2 separate regions of the Mus musculus genome follow, and region 1 is linked to region 2. Evidence: chromatin loops called from intact Hi-C (ENCODE). Cell type or tissue: left cerebral cortex. All regions are shown on one strand. Links, peaks and the distances in the headings refer to the core of each region. The heading gives the core; the rest is flanking DNA. Region 1 has its middle 9.6 kb from the start of 4930528G23Rik. Region 2 overlaps Tmtc1 (transmembrane and tetratricopeptide repeat containing 1).

Evidence for each region. A loop is a pair of places that touch in the nucleus more often than their neighbours do. Peaks named below come from ENCODE experiments on the same cell type or tissue, not always from the same donor. Only the 100,000 strongest peaks of a DNase experiment are listed, where the experiment ranks them.
Region 1: it touches region 2 in a loop (2.3-fold over the local background); 12 of 42 quality-filtered maps call a loop at or near these places.

The regions. Positions count from the first base shown.
Region 1 is chr6:148,684,945-148,690,329 of GRCm38, reverse strand. No RefSeq gene overlaps it. Among named protein-coding and RNA genes, the nearest start is that of 4930528G23Rik, 9.6 kb to the right of the region's middle. In left cerebral cortex, for the core only: a CTCF peak has its summit at 2,374 (motif pointing right); DNase peaks (open chromatin) are centred at 2,073 and 2,379.
Region 2 is chr6:148,246,846-148,252,230 of GRCm38, reverse strand. Tmtc1 (transmembrane and tetratricopeptide repeat containing 1) reads left to right here. Exons shown (of 20, transcript NM_198967.5): 14 at 2,641-2,743; 15 at 4,693-4,828; 16 at 5,353-5,385. The region is part of intron 1 of Gm52483 (a long non-coding RNA gene); the gene reads right to left. Among named protein-coding and RNA genes, the nearest start is that of Gm52483, 3.7 kb to the right of the region's middle. In left cerebral cortex, for the core only: a CTCF peak has its summit at 3,447 (motif pointing left); DNase peaks (open chromatin) are centred at 3,059 and 3,434.

The DNA.
Region 1 (5,385 bases), core at 54-5,053, 440 kb before region 2:
TGCAGACACGCACCTTGGAGGTTGCTGCTTATGTCTGAATAACTATTACCTGTTGCAGGTGGCATTATGTTTTTTCTTCATAGATTTTTACACTCAAAATGGAAGAATTATGACATAGAAAAGACTCCTCTTGATATGCTAGAACCCACAGTGATTTATTATCAGAAATTATTTTCAGTGTTATATCCCTGACCACTCAATTACTTGCTGAAAGCTAACAAACAGCTGGAACTCACCTGACACAAAATGATTTATTACATTGACTTATGAATTTGGTCCTTCCTTCCTTCCTTCCTTCCTTCCTTCCTTCCTTCCTTCCTTCCTTCCTTCTTTCTAATTTTTTTATATTTGTCTGTCTGTATATATGTGTGCACACATGTGTGTCTGTGTCGGAGGGAAGAGGCTAGAAGAGAGCATTAGATCCACTGAATCTGGAATTACAGGCAGCTAGTTGTGAGCCACCTGATACAGTGCTGGCACTGAATGTACGTTCTTTCTGAGAGCACTCTTAATTGCTAAGCCATGTCTCTAGGCCACAGGTTATATCTTAGACGACCTCAAATGCAGTGTGCTGAGGTTTGGTCCCCAGGGTGGTGGTGTTAGGAGGTAGTAGAACCTTTAGGTGATGAGACCCAGTGGAACGTTATGCCATTGGAGTGTCCCTTGGAGGGGCAATTGGACTCTAAAACCTGCCTTCTCTCTCTCATTAGGGAGGCAGCTTTGTTCCACCACACACTTGTCCATGATGTTCTTTCTTACCACATACAACCCTCTGACAATAAAGCCAGCTGACAAGGCCGATCCCTCTGAAACTGGGAGCCAAAATAAATCTTTCCTCTTTCTAGTTGATTTTCCTAGATCATCCATCATAATGACAGAAAATAATATGTTGTTCCAGTGTTATTTCCTCTCCAAGATTTCAGGAAACATATAGACAGGCTTTACTTCATCTAAGGAGTTTTTGCTGGCACTGTTATTCTCTTAAAGGCTTCTTGCTCAATCCAAGAAGTTAGAATCAGTTATTAATGGGAATACCATAGTTTACTTATTAAACAGTACTTTAAGATAAATACTTTAAAATAAAATGGTGATGCTATGCATTTATATATAACATGAATATTTGCTTTAATATTTTATTAAAATGTTCAGGTTTAACTTATTAATTTTATGAATGATGTCTACCATTTGACCTATTTGACCCAAATCAGTTTTATTTATGAAATAACAAATTGGACTTACTTGATGTAATTTCATGTTTTTAATTCAAATGAGGCTATGAATTTTGTTCCTCTGAGAACTCATTCCTGGATTCAGGGCAATCAGACCCCAGGCAAAATACCAGATGCCCTATTTCTTTTTCCATTTGTGTGTGTGTGTGTGTGTGTGTGTGTGTGTGTTTCTCCTGTGTACCTGTGCATATGGAGGTTCAAGACTGATGGCAAGAATCATCCTTGGTGGCTTTCCATGTTATTTAATGAGGCAGGGTCTCTCAATCAAACTCAGAGCTCATCTATATGGATAGTCTTGCTAGGCATCTTGTGGCTCTAGGAATTTCAGATGGACCACCATGCCTACCAGGCATTTATGTGGGTTCTAGGAATCCTCTCAGTTGTGGGGTGAACACTTTAACCACTGAACCATCTTCCCAGCCCTTAAATTATTTATTTATTGCCTATTCTTTAAGACTTGTTTTCTTGTAGCCCAGACTGGTCTCAAGCTTGCTTTGTTATTGAGGATAACCTTGAAATCCTGATCTTCCTGCCTCAACCTCCCAAGTACCAGGATTACAGACATCACACCATCCACTGCTAAAAAAAAAAAAAAAAAAAAAAAAATCCTTGGATGTTATGCTTTCCCTATTGGGAAAGGAGATTGGGGTGAAGACAGGATGTTTACTATGCATTTTGGGCCAACATTTTATAAGGCTTTGGTGACCTCTCTACTTCAAGTTATCATCTGCATGGATTTCTAGTCAGAGGAGTACATAGCCTCAGTAAAATTCTGGATTGGAATTATGACTTACGTTTGTAAAAAATCGTAGAGAAGAAGAACTGGAAAGATGGGAGGGGTGGCTATGTGCCCATGAGTATGTTCTCAGACAGATTATTTTAGAAAGGAGGTTAGGTGGGAATCAAACACAAGGGAACTGAATTTATTTTAAATGCCCCCTCCCTTTCTCAAATATCACATTTGTTTCGTGTGCTCCCTGGGAGTCTTTGTCTGACCTGAGGGATGCGGGGGGGGGGGGGGGGTGGTGGGTGGGGGGGGGGAGGTGGGGGTGGGTTCCACTCCAGCTGGCTTGGGTTGCCTCCAATTACCAACAGCACAGTTCTGTTCAGTGCATCACCAGCAGGGGGCTGCAGAGCCAGAGAGCATCTGCATCAGAAGATAACACCGATATTTTTCTTTCCACAGATTAACTGGGCTTCATAAGCAATAATGTAGAGTAGAATTTGTGGGTCAACTTGTCACTCATGCTAATGGGAGGAATGCCAGGCTAGCTTTCATCCGTGCAGGTTTACATTATAAAGACTATGAATAAAAAGCAGGATAGGAAAAGCTAAGATATTAATTTGGAGCAGGAATAATGCATTGGCACACACAGGTGCTCATGTGTGCTTGCTGTTTTGAGCACCTTGGGGCACCAGATTTCTGCAGTGAAGACTACAGCTCTTCATCTATCTTTCTGACGACAATGATGTTTAATAACTTCAGGGACCTGTTTGTTCATCCTGAGTGTTCAATGGCAGCAACTACTAGATCACCAAGGGAGAGTGTCAAGCAAACACATAATTTATTATTTATAAAAGATAAAATATTTTAGTGGCTTTTAAATTCTTGTTTACCAGCTGTTGTTAGGATTCAAAGAAATAAAGAAAAAATCGATTTAATTTGTGCTCATATCTGGATTCCTTGGTGTGAATAGGACGTAGAGAAAATAAAAAAACCACACAGCATAGAACAACATCATTTTTTTTATTACATATTTCCTCAATTACATTTCCAATGCTATCCCAAAAGTTCCCCATACCCTCTCCCCCACTCCTCTACCCACTCATTCCCATTTTTTTTGGCCCTGGCATTCCCCTGTACTGGGGCATATACAGTTTGCGTGTCCAATGGGCCTCTCTTTTCAGTGATGGCCGACTAGGCCATCTTTTGATACATATGCAGCTAGAGTCAAGAGCTCCGGGGTACTGGTTAGTTCATAATGTTGTTCCACCTATAGGGTTGCAGATCCCTTTAGCTCCTTGGGTACTTTCTCTAGCTCCTCCATTGGGAGCCCTGTGATCCATCCATTAGCTGACCGTGAGCATCCACTTCTGTGTTTGCTAGGCCCCGGCCTAGTCTCACAAGAGACAGCTACATCTGGGTCCTTTTGATAAAGTCTTGCTAGTGTATGCAATGGTGTCAGTGTTTGGAAGCTGATCATGGGATGGATCTCTGGATATGGCAGTCTCTACATGGTCCATCCTTTCGTCTCAGCTCCAAACTTTGTCTCTGAACAACATCATTTTTTTTCTTTTTTTTCCATTTTTTATTAGGTATTTAGCTCATTTACATTTCCAATGCTATACCAAAAGTCCCCCATAACCCCCCCCCCACTCCCCTACCCACCCATTCCCCCTTTTTGGCCCTGGCGTTCCCCTGTACTGGGGCATATAAAGTTTGCAAGTCCAATGGGCCTCTCTTTGCAGTGATGGCCGACTAGGCCATCTTTTGATACATATGCAGCTAGAGACAAGAGCTCCGGGGTACTGCTTAGTTCATATTGTTGTTCCACCTATAGGGTTGCAGTTCCCTTTAGTTCCTTGGGTGCTTTCTCTAGTTCCTCCATTGGGGGCCCTGTGGTCCATTCAATAGCTGACTGTGAGCATCCACTTCTGTGTTTGCCAGGCCCTGGCATAGTCTCACAAGAGACAGCTATATCTGGGTCCTTTCAGCAAAATCTTGCTAGTGTATACAATGGTGTCAGCGTTTGCAAGCTGATCATGGGATGGATCTCTGGATATGGCAATCACTAGATGGTCCATCCTTTCGTCACACTTCCAGATTTTGTCTCTGTAACTCCTTCCATGGGTGTTTTGTTTCCTATTCTAAGAAGGGGCAAAGTGTCCACACTTTGGTCTTCGTTCTCTTGAGTTTAATGTTTTTAGCAAATTATATCTTATATCTTGGGTATCCTAAGTTTCTGGGCTAATATCCACTTATCAGTGAGTACATATTGTGAGAGTTCCTTTGTGATTGGGTTACCTCACTCAGGATGATGCCCTCCAGGTCCATCCATTTGGCTAGGAATTTCATAAATTCATTCTTTTTAATAGCTGAGTAGTACTCCATTGTGTAAATGTACCACATTTTCTGTATCCATTCCTCTGTTGAGGGGCATCTGGGTTCTTTCCAGCTTCTGGCTATTATAAATAAGGCTGCTATGAACATAGTGGAGCATGTGTCCTTCTTATCGGTTGGGGCATCTTCTGGATATATGCCCAGGAGAGGTATTGCTGGATCTTCCGGTAGTACTATGTCCAATTTTCTGAGGAACCGCCAGACGGATTTCCAGAGTGGTTGTACAAGCTTGCAATCCCACCAACAATGGAGGAGTGTTCCCCTTTCTCCACATCCTCGCCAGCATCTGCTGTCACCTGAATTTTTCATCTTAGCCATTCTGACTGGTGTCATTTTTAAGCCAGTCATGGTGGTGTGCTCCTGGAATTCCAGTACTTATGAGGTAAAGGTAGGGCAACCAGGAGTTCTAGGCCAGCTTCACTATATCATGAGTTTGAGACCCGCCTATGCTACATGAGACCCTGTATCATTACCACCACCACAACCAAGATAGAAACTAAAAAAGCAAGCTCATGATTCCTGAAGACAGCTTCATCACAGGATTACACAAGTTCACAAATCAGCACCACACAGAGAATCATATTGACTATGTAGAAACGGGGGTGATTTATGCTTGTCCAAAAAGAAAAAACCCACTTAGTTTTCATAAAAAAACTGTCAAAACAATTGAGTCTGCACTACATATAGAGAAATTATAAATATCATTAGCATACCACAAGAGAAGCTGTGAAAAAATCCATCAGTTACAGATTAGTTACTCAATTAATTAGAAAAAAGTGAATTCCAACATCCAATCAGCCTATAATGGGTATGATTTTTTATCCCTAGATTTTGATGAGATCACTGCAAATATAGTACAATTATAGTTGAAGAAATTTTGGTGTTCTAGAAAAAGCCAGAAGACCTCTATACTTCAAAGGTCTTATTTTTTTCTTTTTCTTTTTGTTTTTTATAGATACAGGAACTACACATTGGTAGCAAACTAGCACCATACCTACCCTCCCCCATAAATCCAAGCAGCTCCTTGAGAGTTGT
Region 2 (5,385 bases), core at 229-5,228:
CAGTGTCCCACTAGTGAACGGTTACTTTACGGCTGCCTTGTTTTATTGCTTAGAGCAAACACACTTCTGGGTGGGGTATAGACCTGTGGCTGTGTCAGAGACTGTTTCCTGTTGTTAGGATGCTCCACTGTACGCTGCCTGTACAGTCAATACACCTTGCCTTGGACAGTGCTCTGAGCGTCTTCCACAGTAGTGCTGACTAAATGACAGCCCCTTTCTGCTTTTCATCTTGTCAGGTCTAATTTTCTTCATACTTCAACTAACAATGAAAGAAACCACTTAAATACCACTGTCGGGAAAGCTGGTATGAATATGAATAATGGTCAAACATTAAAGAGATCTATAAAGATTTAAATTAATAGGGCCAGGATCTCCCTCAGTAGCACACGTGAGGCTGTGATTTCTGTTCCCACAACCAAAATAATAAAATGTAATAAATATCTCAGCTAATGCCACTGTCCTTTTGCATTGGAAGGTTTTTTAAATATATAAGTGCACTTTTTATGTAGACTTTCTTATTTTAAATAAGCTATACCAATGAGGAGGAAGTATCTTCCTTCCCCAGCAACCATTAACTGACATTAGCTCCTCAAGAAGAGAGGAGACCTTGTAAGTTCCTTTCCACCCATGATAGGGGCTTGTAGGTAAAGATGCAAATTTCGTTTTGTTTTGTTTTTTAAAACGTATGTGTATTTGTGCATTGGTGTGCATATATGTGTGTATGAATATGTGGGGGGAGACATGTATGTGTGTATGCATCTACGTGTACATTCGTATGTACATATGCATGTGTGGGCATGTGCGTGCCTGTGTGTGTGTATCTGTGTGTACATGGGCATGTGCGTGTGAGTGCCACAGTGTAGGTTCAGGACAGAGTAAATTCCAGGACAGGCAAGGCTACACAGAGAACGCTGTCTCAAAAAACAAACAAACAAAAGCTTTCTTTCAGACTTATTGTTAAGATCTAAAGTACCTATTTTGAGATTTTTCATCCATCTTCTCTGAATGTGACAGCTGTTGATCTTGGCAGTTAGAGAAGGTATCTGAGAAATGTCCATTTTGCTGGCCTATGGATCTGATTCAATAAGTAAATCTTGTCACCCAGAAACTTCCCCCTCCTCAGTGGTGCTAAAATAACTGGACTTAGTCACCACTGGTGGTTCCATATGAGATGAAGAGCCCCAGGGGTCCCACCAGGTTCCAGATCTCTCAGCCAGGCTTGCTGAGCAGCATGAAGGATAGCCACCACACACACCTTCACTGACTGGCCGAGGTGTCCATTTTCAAATGTCTGACTTGTGATAAACTTTTAGCATACGGAAAATTGCAAAGAGCTTTGTACTGGATTGCCTTCTTTTACCTGACATTAATGCAGTACTAGAAAATAAAACTGTTAACTATAGTTTCTGGATAGTTCTCAGAACTTTTGGTTATTTACATAATTTTAAGCTATGTGTTTTCAAAAGAACAGTTAATATAATAGTTTTAGATAACTATAGGAAAAATATCTGTAAATCATTGGGTTCTGAATTACAATTTATTAAATTGTAAATGATTAAAATATGTTAAGGTACACAGACCAGGAGGGCAGTTTTCTAACTGGTCCTAGCTGGTTCTAAATGATCTTTTGAAGGTGTGGTGCTTGGTGTGGGGTATGCCATATGGGTTGGAGGTATGCCTCAAGGAGACAGATAAGTGCTTTGTGGAGGCCAACTCAGAAAACATGGATTTATCTTTTTATATATTGCATTCTTTTAATGTTGGACATGCAGTTTTTAAAATACTTTATGTGCTTAAGTGTTTTGCCTGCATTTATGTCTGTGTGAAGGTGTTGGGTCCCCTGGAACTAGATTTACAGACACTTGTGAGCTGCCATGTGGGTTCTGGCAATTGAAACAGGGTCCTCTGAAAAAGCAGCTAATGCTCTTAACCACTGAGCCATCTCTCCAGGCCCCAGAAAGCACAGATTTAATAAGGCAAGGAGCACAGAGTTCAGTGAGCTGTGGGAATACTTCAAGAAGAGAAGGGGTAAGACAGAGTCCTCCCTTCATTTAACCAGGCGTCTCTCCTCATCTTTCTTAAAACCTGTCCCCAATCCCAGCACTCATGTGGTTAAGGCAGGAGGCTTGTAGTGAGTTAAGAGACCAGCCTGGGCTATGGAATGAGGTTAGGTCAACTTGGGCTCTGTCACTCACACACACACACACACACACACACACACACACACACACACACACACACAAACAAGCATACGCAGAAAACTTACCTAGCAAATCTTAGAGGGATGTAGGAAGAAGGTGAGTGTTCTCTGTCAACCCGAGCACTCTGCCTCCAAGCCCAGCAGGTGAAGAGGACCCATTTAAAAGATCATTCTCAGACCTTTTCCACACACAGGTCTGGGTCCATCCAGACCCTTCATCTTAGTAAGTACCAGCACGTTTGCAGTGGTAGGAACTGAGCACACCTGTGCTTGTACACTATGCTTGTGCACGGTTAGTGTAGACTTGGATTCAGGCACAGCCCATGATGTCTGTCTTAGTGCCTGGCTCAGTAAGCACTCTCTCTTTTCCCTGCTCACTCTGAATCTTCCTTGTATTGTTAATTTCATAAAACTTTGTTTTTCTTTGTTCCCTGCTAAAGGAAAGATTTAAGGAAGCTGAGGACATTTACCAGGCTGGAATAAAGAACTGTCCGGACAGCTCAGACTTACACAACAACTATGCAGTTTTCTTAGTTGACTCTGGTGAGTAAGATGCCACTCTGCTGAGATTCCTTTTCTCTCTCACACGGGCACAGTCACCAGCTGTGCAGGTGGCCCACACTTCTGACCACCCTACACTGTGTGAGGGTATCATTTGTCTAAATCTCCAAGCTCAACTCAGAATTGTGTCTATAATGAAACTTCCCTGTGCAGAAAGTGGCTTTGCCTTAAGCCTAGGTATCCTGACTTTCTTACATCACACCCACAGGGCTGTACATCAGCGCTGTACTCCCTCAATGAGCACCCACCTCCAAACCTACCTTCCAACAGATGCTGGCTACTTTCTATAACTGACTTTATTTAAAAGCCTCTGGGACTTCTTCTTGATGTTCTAGCAGTTGATACATTGGTCTCCTGTGGTGGGTGGAACTGGACTCAGATTCATTTTCCTCTGTGATTTGTGCAGACCCCTGTGTTCATGTGTAATGAATCCTCAGAAGTAATGTGATGACTCTTGGCTTTGATACAAAAGTTCCATTCTGTCCTTTTGGCTCACAGACTGTTTGTCCTTCAGGAGAATTCAGTTCTGGTTATTATTTTTTAGATATTGAATTCTTGAAAGGATTTTCATTTTCTAGGATCTGTGAAGCTTTTTTGTTGAATAGAATATAAATTTACATTTGGCTCACCTAAGGAAAGCAAGCTTATTTTTGCATATAAAATTGCTGTGTGGTGCCCCCTGCTGGATCATTAGACACATGATAATACATTATTAAAGTAGGAAGACCAGAAGAACACTTGCTCACTTGCCTGAACCAAAGCTTGTCGTTTCATTTCAACTCCACGGCAGTCTCAACAGGAGCCTCTGGAGAGAACCCTGATGAATCACTGAATACCCTATGACATGGTCCTAGATAAGCCTGTGTTCAAAGAGCATAACTGGGAAAATTAGTGTGGAGACCAGGGATTCAATGTGTTAGTTACCCTTTGGGCCATTCTGAAATTCAGTCACTTAGCTAGTTTCCTGGCCTTCTTGGATCAGGGAGACTAGAGTCTCACTCTGACTTTTGTTATCAAGTCTCTTAAGGACCTTACCTGTTTGTGTGTGTCTGTGTATGTGTGTGTGTGTGTGTGTTTGTGTGTGTGTGTGTGTGTGTAAAGAGATCATTTTGTTTGGGTGGTTTTAAAAACTACCTCTTGAATCCCAAAAGGTATCTAAATAGGATCCTAAACTTCTGTGGAGGCCTTGTGAGCATAGAGGTTTTAATGTACACATTGGGCAAATGCAAAGAGACATTGCTACTATGTTTAAAGTCACATTAAATGCAACCATTGAGGCCAATGAGATGGACACACATGCACTCATGCACCCATGCACCTACGCACGCACGCACACACGCACGCATGCACGCAGGCATGCATGCATGTACGTACACAAATAACACTGAATAAACTATTTTCAATGTTTCAATGAAATGTTTCAATAAAAGGTTTTTAAGACAGCATTGCCACATATCTTAAAGCAGACTTTTATAATCTACTGAGGCCTGTGTTCTTTCTACAGTGGCCTGTTTAGTTTTGTGTACAGTGGGAAGCAATGGTGTCTTAGATAAATAACCATGACCGGTTGTGGTGGCTCATGCCTGTCATCATAGCATTTAGACTGAAGCTGTGGGTTTCTATGAGTTCAAGGCCAGCCTGGGCTACATAGTGATTTCCAGGCGAGCCTTAGCTAAAGGTTAAGACTCTATCTCAAACAAACAACACTGCTGACTTGTTACTAATTTCTTTGTACATATTGGTGAATAATGAAATGGTCCAAGGTTAGGTAGAGACAAGCATAAGAGGCTGATACTCAAGCCTATCACAAACTGCATAGCTGATGGTATGATGCTATCATGCTAGTAAGGATGGCATATCTCAAAAGGGAGACTGGTAGCCATGGCTCTCATCCCTGTGGTCTGTTCTCTTCCCATCCCACCATACTGCAGGCTTTCCTGAGAAGGCTGTGGCTCACTACCAGCAGGCCATCCAGCTCAGCCCAAGCCATCATGTGGCTGTGGTGAACCTAGGCCGACTCTACAGGTCCCTGGGAGAGAACAGCAAGGCTGAAGAGTGGTACAGACGGTACAGTCCCTCCCCTCCACTTTCTTGGCCTCCTGGTGCCATCAGCAGTTTCCACTGGTGTCTTAGTAGCTGGAACAGACAGGCACTCAGAACAGGAGCACATGTTGCCAACTCAGGTGACAGAACAGCATGGCAGTGTAGTTATGCGCTCACAGCACTTACCTGACTGCTGGGCCACAGTGCTCATGGGGGGGGGGGATTTGTCTACCTTAATTAGCCCAATTATCTGGAGCTATGGATGACAACACAAAATGAAGCAGTGATTTCAATGTAGAGACAGATGTAAGGCTGCCACTTTGTCAGAATCTGAACAAGTCAATCACTGTTGCTAGTACAGACTCTTGAGATCCAGTTGCCAGCTTAGTAGGTTATAGGCATTCATTCACTCAGGGTTCAACATGACCTTGATCCAAAACAGACTAAGTTCAAGCAAGGCTCTAACTGGACAGTCCTCCCTCTGCTAAGCGCAGACCTTTGGGAATGTGTCCACAGAGGGAAACATCTGTCTGCCCTTCTCTCTGTAGTGCCCTGAAGGTGGCCCGCACGGCTGAGGTACT